Linked DNA regions of Homo sapiens: regions 1 and 2 are each linked to region 3. Evidence: chromatin contacts called from ENCODE Hi-C or POLR2A ChIA-PET data. All regions are on one chromosome and are shown on one strand. The core of a region is the stretch at or near the end of the contact, and the rest is flanking DNA. Distances in the headings are between cores, read along the strand shown.

Region 1 (3,861 bases), core at 478-2,977, 990 kb after region 3:
TGCCCCTCAGCCCTTGGCACTTGCCCTTGCTCTTGCACCCCTGCCATGACCTCTCCAGGTCAGGGACAGCATCTGTCCCCAGCATCACCTGGCACATGGCCTGCACTGAGTAGCTGTCAGTGAAAGTTGGTGAATGAAGGCATAAATAAATGAAGTCAAACTCTGTATTAGGCCTTCTTGCATTGCTATGAAGAAATACCTGACGCTAGGTAATTTATAAAGAGGTTTAATTGGCTCACAGTTCTGCAGGCTTTTCAGGAAGTATGGTGCTGGCATCTGCTTCTGGTGCAACCTCAGGAAGCTTAAGATCATGACATAAGGTGATGGGGAGCCAGTATATCACATAGTGAGAGCAGGAGTAAGAGAGAAGGGGAGGTCTTAGACTCTTAAATAACCAGATCTTGTGTGAACTAAGCAAGAACTCATCACCAAGGGGATGGTGCTGAACCATTCATAAGGGATCTGCCCTCACGACCCAATTACTTCCCACCAGGCCCCACTTCCAACATTGGGATCACATTTCAACATGAGATTTTGAGGGGACACACATCCAAACTACAGCAAATCCTATTGGGGGCAGAAATGAATCTGCCATACATAGGCCACACCTACTATGTGCTGACATGATACAGGGAGAGGAGTATCAGGAATGACTGTTGGGGATCCCTCTGCCATTCTCCCATGAGCAGACATCCCCAGGATGAGCTGAGGGGAATGCAATGAGCAGGCCAAACTCTTTCCAAGCTGTTTGACCACACCCACCTACCCCAGCACTCTCAGCCCCTGCCTGGTGCCCTGTGCTGAGCTGGGTGAGGCTGGGGAGACTGGTGAGTGAGGGCTGCCCTGCCCTTTTTGAGCCCCCAGTCTTCTGGTGAAGGAACATAGCAACATGGAGTGATTGGTATGGATGATGCAAAACCAGGGACATGGGACCCAGAAGTGCCCGAGCCAGCCTGGAAGGCCTCTGCCCTGGGCCCCGGGTGGCTGTTTGCTGCACAGCTCTCCCCACAGCCTGCCCCAAATAAACAGCTTATCTTCGTCCCTGAAAATGGTGCTCTCGAGTTCCATCCTTTTCAGAGCGGGTCCTCCCAGACTCCTCTTCCTGCATCCTCCTCCATCCCGCTTAGTGACACTTTGCCGTGGGTGGAGCCCCTCATTTGATCCTCAAGCCCCCGAGGTGGGTATTATACCTCGTTCGCAGGCAAAGGCTCAAGCGAGGTCAGTCTTAAGTTGCTGCCCACTGACCCGTCTACCAGTCCTGTCCTTGCGTCTCCATGGCTCAGGTCAGGGTTATCCTATCTGCTTCCCACCTCTCTCCAACACATGCACTCCCCAAGGCAGGCTCCATCACCGGGCCCCAGCCCCTGGCTCTCTCCTCCAACGCAGCTCCCCAGCCGGCCTGTAAAACCGAGGACAGGCTCCCGCCACGCCCTCGGCGGTCCTCAGGCCTTGGCGGTTGGGGAAGCCCGCCAAGGGCGACGGTTCCCCTCCAGCCCCACAGGCTGTGCAGCTCCGGCAATGAGTCTCCCTCAGGTCTCTGGGTCAGCCGGCGCCCCAGTGCGTGCCTCGGGGGCAGGGATCCCGGCTTTTCACTACTGTTAGTAACAGCTCGCGCGCGCTGCTTCACAGCAGGTGGGTGAGCCTACTTTTAGTCTTCCCATCGACACCCTTAGATGGCAGTTTTAACTTTCTCCCTACACACAAGGAGCTGCTATACATGGTTCCGGCTTGACGCGGATACCTAGTGACACTTGGCGGCCAGGCCGGGCAGACTTCCGGGTGGGTGATCCCTGGCGCTGTGCGGAGCCATTCGCTGCGCTGAAGCAGTGCGCATGCGCACTGGACGCTTCTTACCAGCGTCCTGACTACAATACCCAGGACGCACCCAGCCCGCCGCCTCTCGGAGCCCTTTTCAAACCGACCAATCGGCAACCCGCGTCTCCCGGCGCCGCGTTTAAATCCGTGCCGGAGGCGCGTCCTGCATCGTCTGCCGCTTTGGGTAAGGTGGGGTCAGGGTCGGGGGCGAGGCTTGCCCGGTGGGCCCGGTGCGGCGCGGTGCCCGCCGTTTTCGGGACGGGGAGGGGCCGCGCCCCGCCAGGAGCCGGGCCTGGGCTCGAGCAGGGGTCACTGAGGCCCCTCGCGCCGTGGTCGGGGATGCCGGGAGGTCTAGGGCTGCCCCCCAGGCAAACAGAGCCCCCAACACTCTGGCCCAGAAGCCGAGAATTCCGTTATCTCGTCTGATGGCGTTCGGGCTGACTCCCGGCCTGGCGGCACTCGGGCCCTGGGGTCCCCTGGGATGCGATCATTTCAGAGCGGCCCCCGCGCCGCCTCTCCCAGACCTGGCCGCGGCCTTCAGCTCTCTCTGCCTCTGTGAGCCGAGGGCTGAAGGAAGCCGGAGCCCTGGGCCCTGACACGTACTCACTTTCTGGCCCCGTTCCACCCTGCAGTGACTTCTGACAGCTCTCTCCATGGAAGGAGGCGGCGGCCGCGATGAGCCTTCAGCCTGCCGGGCAGGGGACGTGAACATGGATGACCCTAAGAAGGAAGGCAAGTCCTTGCTGCTGCGGCGCTGTTGTTGTTCAGGATGTTCAGTAGAGATGGAGGGTGATTTAATGTTTCCCTGAGAAATTCTTTCTCAAGTGCTCGACTTGTACTCTGCACCTGTGAAACACATGACATCTGCCTTCGTTTTCTGGTTTTCTTTCACCTCCTCCCCATTTTAAGTTTCATCACAGCCAGGATTCTCATCCGTTTTATTTACCGCAGTGCTCCCATGCCCTGAACAGCACCTAACACTTTGTGGGCTCTCAAATATTTATTGTATTGAATTCGATGTTTTCTTTTTTGTTTGTCGCTGGTTTCTGTTTGCTAAGACTTATTTAGGATCTTTGAGACCATGTTAATGAGTAAGCCTGGCCCCAAACCCCTTTCTTCTTGTGTCTTTGACTGGTTTGGGTATCAAGGTGAGGGTACAGCTTCACAGAATGAGTTACAGGCCACACCCTCTTTTTCTCTCAAAGCGTTTTTATTTATTTATTTATTTATTTATTGACGGAGTCTCGCTCTCTCACCCAGGCTGGAGTGCAAAGGCGTGATCTGTACTCACTGCAACCTCTCTCTCCTGAGTTGAAGGGATTCTCCTGCCTCAGCCTCCCTAGTAACTGGGATTACAGGCACCCGCTGCCACACCTGGCTCATTTTTGTATTTTTAACAGAGACGGGGTTTTGCCATGTTGCCCAGGCTGGTCTCGAACTCCTGAGCTCAGGCAATCTGCCTGCCTCGGCCTCCCAAAGTGCTAGGATTATAGGTGTGAGCCACCTCACCCAGCCTCACAAAGCATTTTGACATCCCTTGGGTAGTTTTCTCACACTACCCAAGGATCCTTTCTTTTTGAGACCAAGTCTCACTCTGTCTCCCAGGCTGGAGTGCAGTGGCATGATCTTGGCTCACTGCAACCTCTGCCTTTCGGGTTCAAGCGATTCTCCTGCCTCAGCCTCCCGAGTAGCTGGGATTACAGGCACCCGCCACCACACCTGGCTGATTTTTGTATTTTTAGTAGAGATGGGGTTTTACCATGTTGGCCAGGCTGGTCTCAAACTCCTGACCTCAGGTGATCCACCTGCCTAGGCCTCCCAAAGTACTGGGATTACAGGTGTGAACCACCGCGCCTGGCCCCAAGCATCCTCAATGCCTCCATTTTGCAGGAACTGTCCTGGAGACTTTACAAATCAATGTTGCATCTTCATATCTAGCAAGGCGCTTGCCTCTGCACCCCTCTCCTCCTTCCTGTCATGTCCTTCCTTTCAAATATGTCCTTTCCACGTGCATACTGCACCCCCTGCTCCTTCTTGAGGCCTTCC
Region 2 (4,124 bases), core at 805-3,304, 840 kb after region 3:
CCTCATTTCATCAGCACTGAAGAAGGTAAAGAGAGACTTCCTGGAGCTGGGAATGGGGGTGAGGGTGTGCCCTTTGTGACAGTTGCTCCCATGCTGGGTGTGTGACAAGGTCTTCGTGGCCAACAGAAAATTGCTTCATCTCTCTCATCTGAGCGTGGTTTCCCAGAAGAAACCTACCACCCCCGGGAAGCATGGATATGGGGCTGTTTCTGGCCAGGATACTCCCAAGAGAAGAGTCCTGAACTTGCTTCTACCCTCAGGACGCCTGCGGGAGACTGGCTGACAGCATTTGATTGAAAATGCTTATTTCTGGGACACATGGATGAAAAACAAGTTTTCTCTCCCTAAAACCTTGGGAGCCCCAAAAAACCCAAGAATATCACTTTCCTATGTCTGCTGAGTGTACGTGACCACTCTGCACACCCCCACATAGCCTTTGTCCTTGTTCATGAGAATGTTCACTAGGTCTTTCAACACCTGGTTGACCTGGGTGGTGCATCTGGGTCACACACCTGTGTGGACCCTGGTCCTTGAGAGTCTGGGATATGGGTATGCCAGGTAATGTCTTTGAGCCCGGAGGTCCTCATGAGGATGTAGCCCCTGAGCTCTGCGTGGGCAGCCCAGGGTCAGCTTCCCTCACCAAACACAACAGGATGACAAGCTTGGATGTGGCTGCCTGCACACCCCACGAGATATGCAGGATATTACGTGTACAGGTCACCCTATAAACTCTGAAACAACATAAATGATAGCTATTGCTGGCTAACATGTGCAAGAGAAGGTGAGGTTGCCGTGTGCCAGTGGGAAGGATATGTGGGTGTCTGGAGGGTGGGGCAAAGTTCACCATAGGTGCCTGGCTAATCAACAAGGGTGAGTTTAAGAGAAGTTTGTGAAAGGGCCAGTTCCCGCCTGATCTCCAGTTCCCCTGCCTAATGAGATCTGGGTTTGCTTTCCGGAGTGGGTCCTCCTGGGCGCCCGCTGCCACAAATAGCACAGTGGCAGGCACAGCTGGCAGCGGAGGGCAGGCAGTGGAGCGGGCATAGCACACATTGCGTTCCCGAGGAGGGGAGCCCTGATGTGCCGGCACCCAGGGGCTTTGTGCATTCCGCTCCGGCAGCTCGAGCGTCACGGCCCGAACAAAGCGGCTTTGCAGGGCGCTCTCCTACTCCTCGCCATTGGCCACCGGGCCGCGACCTCTCCTTGCTCTGGCAGAGTCCCAGCGCCTTGCGTAGGCACAAAGTCAGCCCCTCACCCCCCAGCGCATGAAGTAGGGGCGGGCATGGCTCTTGGGCCGCTGGAGAGGGGTGGGGTTGTGGGGTCGGAGCTGGCGGCGCCTCCCCGAGCCCGTCCGCGTTGCCCTTCACCCTCCTCGTTCCCCCGCCCACCACACCGCCCTGGCACCTCCCGCCACCTGTTTCCTTGTCCTCCCAGCTCGCCTTCCCCTTCTCCTTATTTTGCATCCTGGGGTTCCAGGGACAAGGTCCCTCCCGGGCCGCCTCCCACCCTACGCACTTCTGAGCCTCAAGGGCACCCGGTCCCGGGTCCCGGGTCTAGACCGGCTCATCGCACAGAGTAGCAGAGCCGGGCTCATCGAGGAGGCAGGAGGGGCTCGCCAGCGTGGCACGGGCGCCCGGCGGGAACCTCCACCCGCCCCGCGGCCGCGCGTCCCCGCCTCGAATTCAGCCCCGCCCCGGTGCGCCGGGCTGGAGGGGCGCTGACGCTCAGCGGTGTCCCATCGGTGACCTTGGACGGTCCCTCCACCTCTCCGGCCTCAGTTTCCCTTGGCTGCAGCGGCCGCGGGGCGCTAGGTGGGAGCCGCTGAGCGCTCCCGGGGCCCCGCCCACCGCGAGCAGCCAATCGGGCGCCGCCCTCCGGGGGGTGTGTCCCGGGGCCGAGGCCCGGGGCCCGGAGGGCGCGCGGGGCGGGCGGGGCTTCCGGGTCGGGCCTCGGGACACTGGCTCGCGCGGACCGGGGCAGGGGGCGGGCCGAGGGGCGGTGCGTGTCGCGGGGGCGCGGCTGGCACGGACGCGCGGAGGCGGCGCCGGGCATGGGCCGTGGACGCGGCGGCCCCGCGGCGGGGGCAGCGGGCGGCGGGGGCGGAGGCGGCCGCTAGCGCCCTGCCCGGCGCCGCCTCCTTCGGCGTTCGCCCCACGGACCGGCAGGCGGCGGACCGCGGCCCAGGTGCCCGGGGGCGGGCGGGCGGGCGGGCGGGAACGCGCGCGGGGGTCCGCGGTCCGGGCTTCCCAGGTCCCGGGACCCGGAGGGCGGCGGACGGGGGAGGGGCAGGGGCTGGGCGGCGCATGCGCGGGGCCCGGGGTCTCGGGGTCTCCGGGTCCCGGGGACCCGGGGGCCCGGGGTGCGCGGCTGGGGACCTGAGGGCGAGGAGCGAGGACACACACCGAGGACTCTTGCGAGGGATCTCGGGGCCCAGCTCGGCCTCCCTCCTAGCGCTGGGGGCCTGCCCGGAACCCGAGTCCGCGGCTGTCCCTGGGGTTTGGCGCTGCGCGGAGGTCGGGTCTGGGGACCGCAGCGACTCTGGGTCTTCGGGTTGTCCCCTCGGAGGGAGGGCCCACGGGCGGGGACATCGGGACTTGCCCTTTCCTCGGCGCAGCGGAGCTGGGGCGTCGCCGACTCAGAAGGTGCTTTCCGAGACCTCCAGGGATCTCCGAGGCGAGGAAACCCGGGCCCCGGACAGACCGACCCTGGGTGGGTGCGCCCGGCTTCTGCCGTCGGACGGAGACGCGCGTGTTTGTTCCTCCAGCTGCGACCACCTTTGAGGAACGGTTCCCACTTTGTGCCCCAACGCGGCGGGGCGACCCCGGACAGGCTGCGCTGGGCCGGGTGGCTTCTCTGCGGAAGCCGCGCCACGTCGCTCCCGGTCGGGGCCGCTGAGGGTCGGGCGCCCAGGTCTTTCCGGAGTCCCGGGCTGCGCGGCCCGCGTGGTGCGGGTGAAGCTGGAGGGGCGCGGGGTGGTGCCAGTGGAAGTCAGGAGGGTCGGCCCTGCCCCCTCACGCACCCCAACCGGGCACAACTGCACGCCTGTGCTTTTCTGAAGTCTTTTTTAAAAGTTAAAAGAGAGGAAGTGTGCTCCAAGTGTCAGGATTCTTTCCAAGAAAAACCCACAGTTGTCCAATGGCCTGGGCTTCGTGGGACCTCCGGGGCTGCACGCCCACGTCAGCCTCAGCCGACCCCTGCCAGGAAACCAGGGAGGCCCCTCCTCTCCCAGCCTCCTTGGGATAAGGGTGCCTTGGGGAACTGGGTCAGGGCAAGGACACGGGATTTTCCTGGGAAGGACCCTGCGACACCCGTGTCGTTGCGGGGCAGGGTCAGCATGACTTTCCTCTTCCAAGGTGAAGAGTTGGGGGGCATCCAGAGAACAACCGTAATCACTTCCTCCTTCACCTTCTTACTGCCAGGCTGAAGCTCAGGGCCCTGTCTGCTCTGTGGACTCAACAGTTTGTGGCAAGACAAGCTCAGAACTGAGAAGCTGTCACCACAGGTAAATAGAAGGTTTAATTTACTGTTTCCAGATGGAAATATTTAAGTGTTTTCAGTGTTTACTTCTGTTGCACTACAGACCAGCAATCTGGGGGTTATTACTTTGTGATGCAAGGTTAGATACGTTTTCAGACTGAAAGTAAAATACATGTGCATGGATTCATTTTTTTTTTTTTTTTTTTTTTTTGAGACGGAGTCTCGCTCTGCCGCCCAGGCTGGAGTGCAGTGGCCTAATCTCAGATCACAGCAACCTCTGCCACTGGGGTTCAAGCGATTCTCTTGCCTCAGCCTCCCGAGTAGCTGGGATTACAGGCGCCTGCCACCATGCCCAGCTAATTTTTGTAGTTTTAGTAGAGGCGGGGTTTCACCATCTTGGCCAGGCTGATCTTGAACTCCTGACCTCATGATCCACCTGTTCCTCCCAAAGTGCTGGGATTACAGACGTGAGCCACCGTGCCTGGCCTAGGATTCACTTTGAAGTTCTGAGTTATTGTGTGACTTTTGCTAGGAACTTCATTGCTTCGTGGCAGGCATGTTTTGTATAATTTAAAACTTGATGACATTAACTTTGAGAAACGTGAGTGCTTACTAGACCCTTGGGATGTCCACACTGACTGGTACCGAGT
Region 3 (3,985 bases), core at 211-2,710:
GGCGTGAGCCACCGGCCTTTTTTTGCATTTAAGTCGCACCTCCAGGGGTTGGGGAGCTGTATGCAGTGGTGGTTACATGTGTGGGCTGAGGCATGGAACTACACAACCTCTTGGGCCTGAGCTTCCCCTTGTTAAACTGGAATAACAATGAAGACGCCTTCCTCATAGGGTTGTTCCAAGAACACCATGAAGGAACGCATGCAAAGTGCTCAGGGAGTGCCTGACCCCACATACAGAGCACCCAGGGGCTGCCCTCTTCATCCCAGAGTCACTGCTCCCACTGTTTTCTGGGCTCTGGCCCCCCCTAAAATTTCACAGGCCGCTAACACAACACTACCTTCTGTCACAAAATGAGAGCTTTCTGGTGGGCTAGGGTAGGGGGAGATATTAACAGCCAACTTTAAAATCAGGCAGGAAAAAAAGGTGCCAAGGAGACAGGAAGTAATAAATGACTCCAGGTTGGGCAGGGCAGGCTGGGAAGAGGAAGTGGATTGGGTCTTGTTTAGGTAAAAGACTTCAGTGGCAGACAAAGGAGGAGTAATAAGATCGCTAGGGGGCCCGTGCCCAGCCCACCCACGCACAATCTCAGTCCTCGCAATACCCACAAGGTAGGTGCTAGGATCACACCCTTTACGGACGCGGCACCTGCGACAGGGATGCGCGAGGAGTCAGGGGGCCTCGCCGGATCGAACCTAAGCTGGGGAAGAGTATTTCTTGTATTTTTAGGAGAAATTCTCAGCCTCGGGGAAGAGTATTTCTTGATGAGGGAAGAGCGCGGGGAAGACACTCACGCACGCACAAACATGTGGGCGGCCATGGTGTGCCCAGCGCCGTGCTGGCTTCTGGGAACCCCCAGTGGACAAGACGGACAAGGTACCGGCTCTCAGGGGAAGTGGGAGCCAGTCACAAGCGTACCTAATTTCGGAGAGTGACAAGTACTCTGAAAAAGAAAGAAGGTAGGGCTGGTGACTGGCCAATTTAAGCGGGCAGGAGTCTGCTGGGGGACGGAGACCAGCCTCAGGTCTGGGTTGGGGACAGAAGCTGTGCCTAAGTGTGGTGCAGGATGCAGTTGCAAAGGAGCGCTTCCGATCGCACTTGATGCTCGCCACGTCCCTGCAAAGTGCTCCCGCCCCCTTTCTGCAAATGAGGAAACGGGACGCGCGGCTCGCCGGGCCAGGTAGGGCTAGGACGCGGACTCTAGGCCCAAGCGCTCCCCAGCGCAAGCCCTCCCCCGCACATCCGACCGCGCCTGCGCTGGAGACCCCGGGGGCGTGGCCTCCCCGGTGGGCGGGACCGTGGTCACCGAGGTGGGCGGTGCCAGAGGATCTGGCGGCGGGGCGGGGCGGGGCGCGCGTCCTGGCTTCGCCCTTCCCCGGGGCGGGGCCTCCGGGGACCGCGGGGCCGTTGGTTTCGGGACGGAACGTTCACGCGGCTGGGGCGGGCGCGCGGGGGAAGGGTTTGCGGCGGCGCCGCTGCCGGCTAACGCGGAGGGGCGCCTGGAGGCGGCGTGGCGTCCGCTCTGGCTCCGACTCCGGCTCTCGCTCTCGCTTCTAGCCCGCGTGCCTGCGCAGTCCCCTCCCCGAGAACCATCCCCTTGCCCCGCCCAGCGTCAGGGGTGCGCGGCCGCCGAGAGACCCCGGAGGCGTAGCCGGCTGCGGAGGCGAAGAGGTGGCAGCGCGAGCTGGGACCAGCGTCTCGGAGGCGCCGCAGGTGAGGGGGCGGGGCGGGCCCGCGGTCCCTGCATCCGGAGCCCCTGGGGACCCCGAGATCCTCAGGATCCGCCCCGGCCCCGGGGCCACCCCAGGACTCCCTCTCAGCTCTTCCCCTGGAGCCCCTGCCCCCGAGACCCCCTCAGGATCCGCCCTGCCCCTCCAGGCCCGCGAACCCCGAAACTCCAAGATTTTCTCTGGACTCCGAGACCCCCTGAGGACCCCGGCCGCTAGTGGGCCCTGAGAACTGTTGGTTCCGGAAACTCTCGAGGTTCCCTTGGGACTTGCTTCCAGCAACCTCCTCAGAAGCCCCCAGGCCCGGGGCATCTTCCTGTGGGGAGCCGTGGTTCCCAGTGTCCTTAGCCCCGCGAGACCCCGGGTCCCCGTGCCGCCCACCCTGAGGCTCCCTCTCCGACCTGATCTCAGGGCTAGGTTTCTCCAACTTGAGGTCCCTGGACCTGCGGGGCGTGGGTGGAAGTGTTCCCAGGTCTGGTGATAACTTAAGACGGTAACAGCGCGCCCGACGACCACCTCCTAAGCTGTGGTCCCCGCGCCTGCAGGTGCAGGGCCGGGTTTAAGTTTTAATGTTCTGCTGAGACTCAGGTGGCCCCACAGGACAGTCTATAGAGCAGGAGACCTGAGGTGGCCGAGGGCGGCCGAACCGGGGAGGGAGCGAGTTAGGGCACATGGGGACGCTTTTAGGTTGTCTCCTCCTTAATTTTTTCATTCAAGGAACTAACATTTTGTTTTTGAATGCCTGATAGGCTCCAGGAATTGACACTGGAAATAGAGATGAGACGGTCCCTGCTGTCAGGGCCTAGGGACCTGGGGCATAAGACAAGTAGGTCGTTTTTATCTGGAGGAAGCTGTGTCGTCGCTGGCAGGGAACCCATCTGGGTGGGCATGGGATTCTGGGAAGGGGTGGGTGTTAAGGAGGGCGTCTTAGGAGTCGTGGGGAGGAGATGCTAAGCAGCAGGTGAGCTGATTCTTGAAGGTTGAGCTAGAGGAGAAGTTTGCCAGGGTCATTCCAGGCAGAGTTTCAGGGGACAGCCAGTATGTCAAAAGGCAGAGAGGCTGCCACGGCACACAGTGTTGGAAGGCGGGAGGTGTGGCTGGAGCACACCTAATGAAGGTGGCGTGGGAGTGAATGCTAACTGCGGAGAACCCAGCTTTGCTCCCGGAGGCCCACCGTGCCCTTGGCCCTTTCTTGAACGACTGCACCTGCCATTGTCCTGAGAAATGATCCAGCTGAGCTGAAGGAAGGTGGGAGGTGGTCAGGGGGAGAAGTGAGGGAAGTGTCTCGCTAGAGACCTGGTATGGGAGAAGCTGGGACTTTTGCAGAGTACTGGGTTTGAGGTGGGAGTGACAAGAAAGAGGGTGTGATTCTGAGAGCCAGTCAGGACCAAAGCATGCCCAGTTTAAGCTGAGTGGAGGGTTTGGTACTTAAAGGGAGTGGGTGGCCATTGAAGGGCTTTGGGAGGAGAGGGGCGGGAGTTGGTGTGTTTTTGAACCATCCATGTGGCTGTGGTGGGGAGACTTTTTTGGAGGAAGCAAGACCCTATGAGAGATGGGGGTGACCTGGACCAAGGCGGTGGTAGTGGGGGACTGTGGCTTTCTGGAACGGGGCTAAGCTTCTGAAAGCCCAGGCCCAGAAGACTGGTTCCCGCTCTTTCCTGTCTGAGCCTGGGGTCTGAACTTTAAGTGAGGTTTTTGTCCTATTACCGTAGGGTCTGTGGTCGCCTTAGTGCTTCATGGTGACTGTGTGTGTGTGCTTCACCATAGTCTAATGACCACACAGGACGCAGTGGGGCAGGGTGGGGAGAGGCTGAGTCTCAGAGGTGGGCCAGGACCATGCTGGGCTAGGGGTCCTGAAGAGAACCTGTGTGTGGAAAAACCACCCATCGTGCTTTTTCTATTATCTCACTCAACGACAATCAACAGAGATGTCTTCTGTGACCAAATGTGAGGAGAGGTTTCTCCCTGCCACCAAGCGGGCAGTCATTTGTGCAAGAGACACCAACTGGGTATCTTCCAATTCAGTTCTGATACTACCTGGAGATAGCATCAAATCTCGCAAGTTGAGGGCTCAGTCCCCCAAGACTGCCCTCCACCCCTTCGGACACCAGTCACAAGCCTGAGCCTCTGGAACTTCTGATCGATCAGCTTCAAGTTGGGGTTCCCATGACCCTTCCTTAGGTTTGATTAATTTGCCAGTCGCGGTGGCTCACGCCTGTAATCCTAGCACTTTGGTAGGCCGAGGAGGGTAGATCATCTGA

The links. A loop is a pair of places that touch in the nucleus more often than their neighbours do. ChIA-PET counts read pairs that join two places held with the same protein, here RNA polymerase II (POLR2A). Pooled maps may share reads with other maps.
Region 1: a loop to region 3 is called in a map with no recorded cell type, with 12 times the contacts of the local background. The contact joins the promoter of GTSE1-DT here to the promoter of FAM118A in region 3. A Hi-C loop is called at or near these places in 1 of 168 maps with a recorded cell type or tissue (natural killer cell), 2 of 37 single-sample maps with no recorded cell type and 7 of 50 pooled maps. POLR2A ChIA-PET finds 5 or more read pairs at or near these places in 1 of 52 experiments (A673).
Region 2: a map with no recorded cell type shows a loop between it and region 3 (15-fold over the local background). The contact joins the promoter of PPARA here to the promoter of FAM118A in region 3. A Hi-C loop is called at or near these places in 3 of 37 single-sample maps with no recorded cell type and 7 of 50 pooled maps. POLR2A ChIA-PET finds 5 or more read pairs at or near these places in 1 of 52 experiments (naive thymus-derived CD8-positive, alpha-beta T cell).

Annotation. Positions count from the first base shown.
Region 1 is chr22:46,294,933-46,298,793 of GRCh38, forward strand. It overlaps GTSE1-DT (GTSE1 divergent transcript), which reads right to left and starts at 1,728. Exons shown (of 1, transcript NR_024009.1): 1 at 211-1,728. GTSE1 (G2 and S-phase expressed 1) reads left to right here and starts at 1,938. Exons shown (of 12, transcript NM_016426.7): 1 at 1,938-1,999; 2 at 2,448-2,547. The coding sequence starts at 2,469. RefSeq lists a silencer at 1,996-2,195 and an enhancer at 2,346-2,455.
Region 2 is chr22:46,148,472-46,152,595 of GRCh38, forward strand. PPARA (peroxisome proliferator activated receptor alpha) reads left to right here and starts at 2,055. Exons shown (of 9, transcript NM_005036.6): 1 at 2,055-2,181; 2 at 3,417-3,499. RefSeq lists silencers at 1,516-2,125, 2,276-2,395 and an enhancer at 2,606-2,795.
Region 3 is chr22:45,308,474-45,312,458 of GRCh38, forward strand. It overlaps FAM118A (family with sequence similarity 118 member A), which reads left to right and starts at 1,461. Exons shown (of 9, transcript NM_017911.4): 1 at 1,461-1,710. RefSeq lists a silencer at 1,127-1,806 and an enhancer at 2,523-3,331.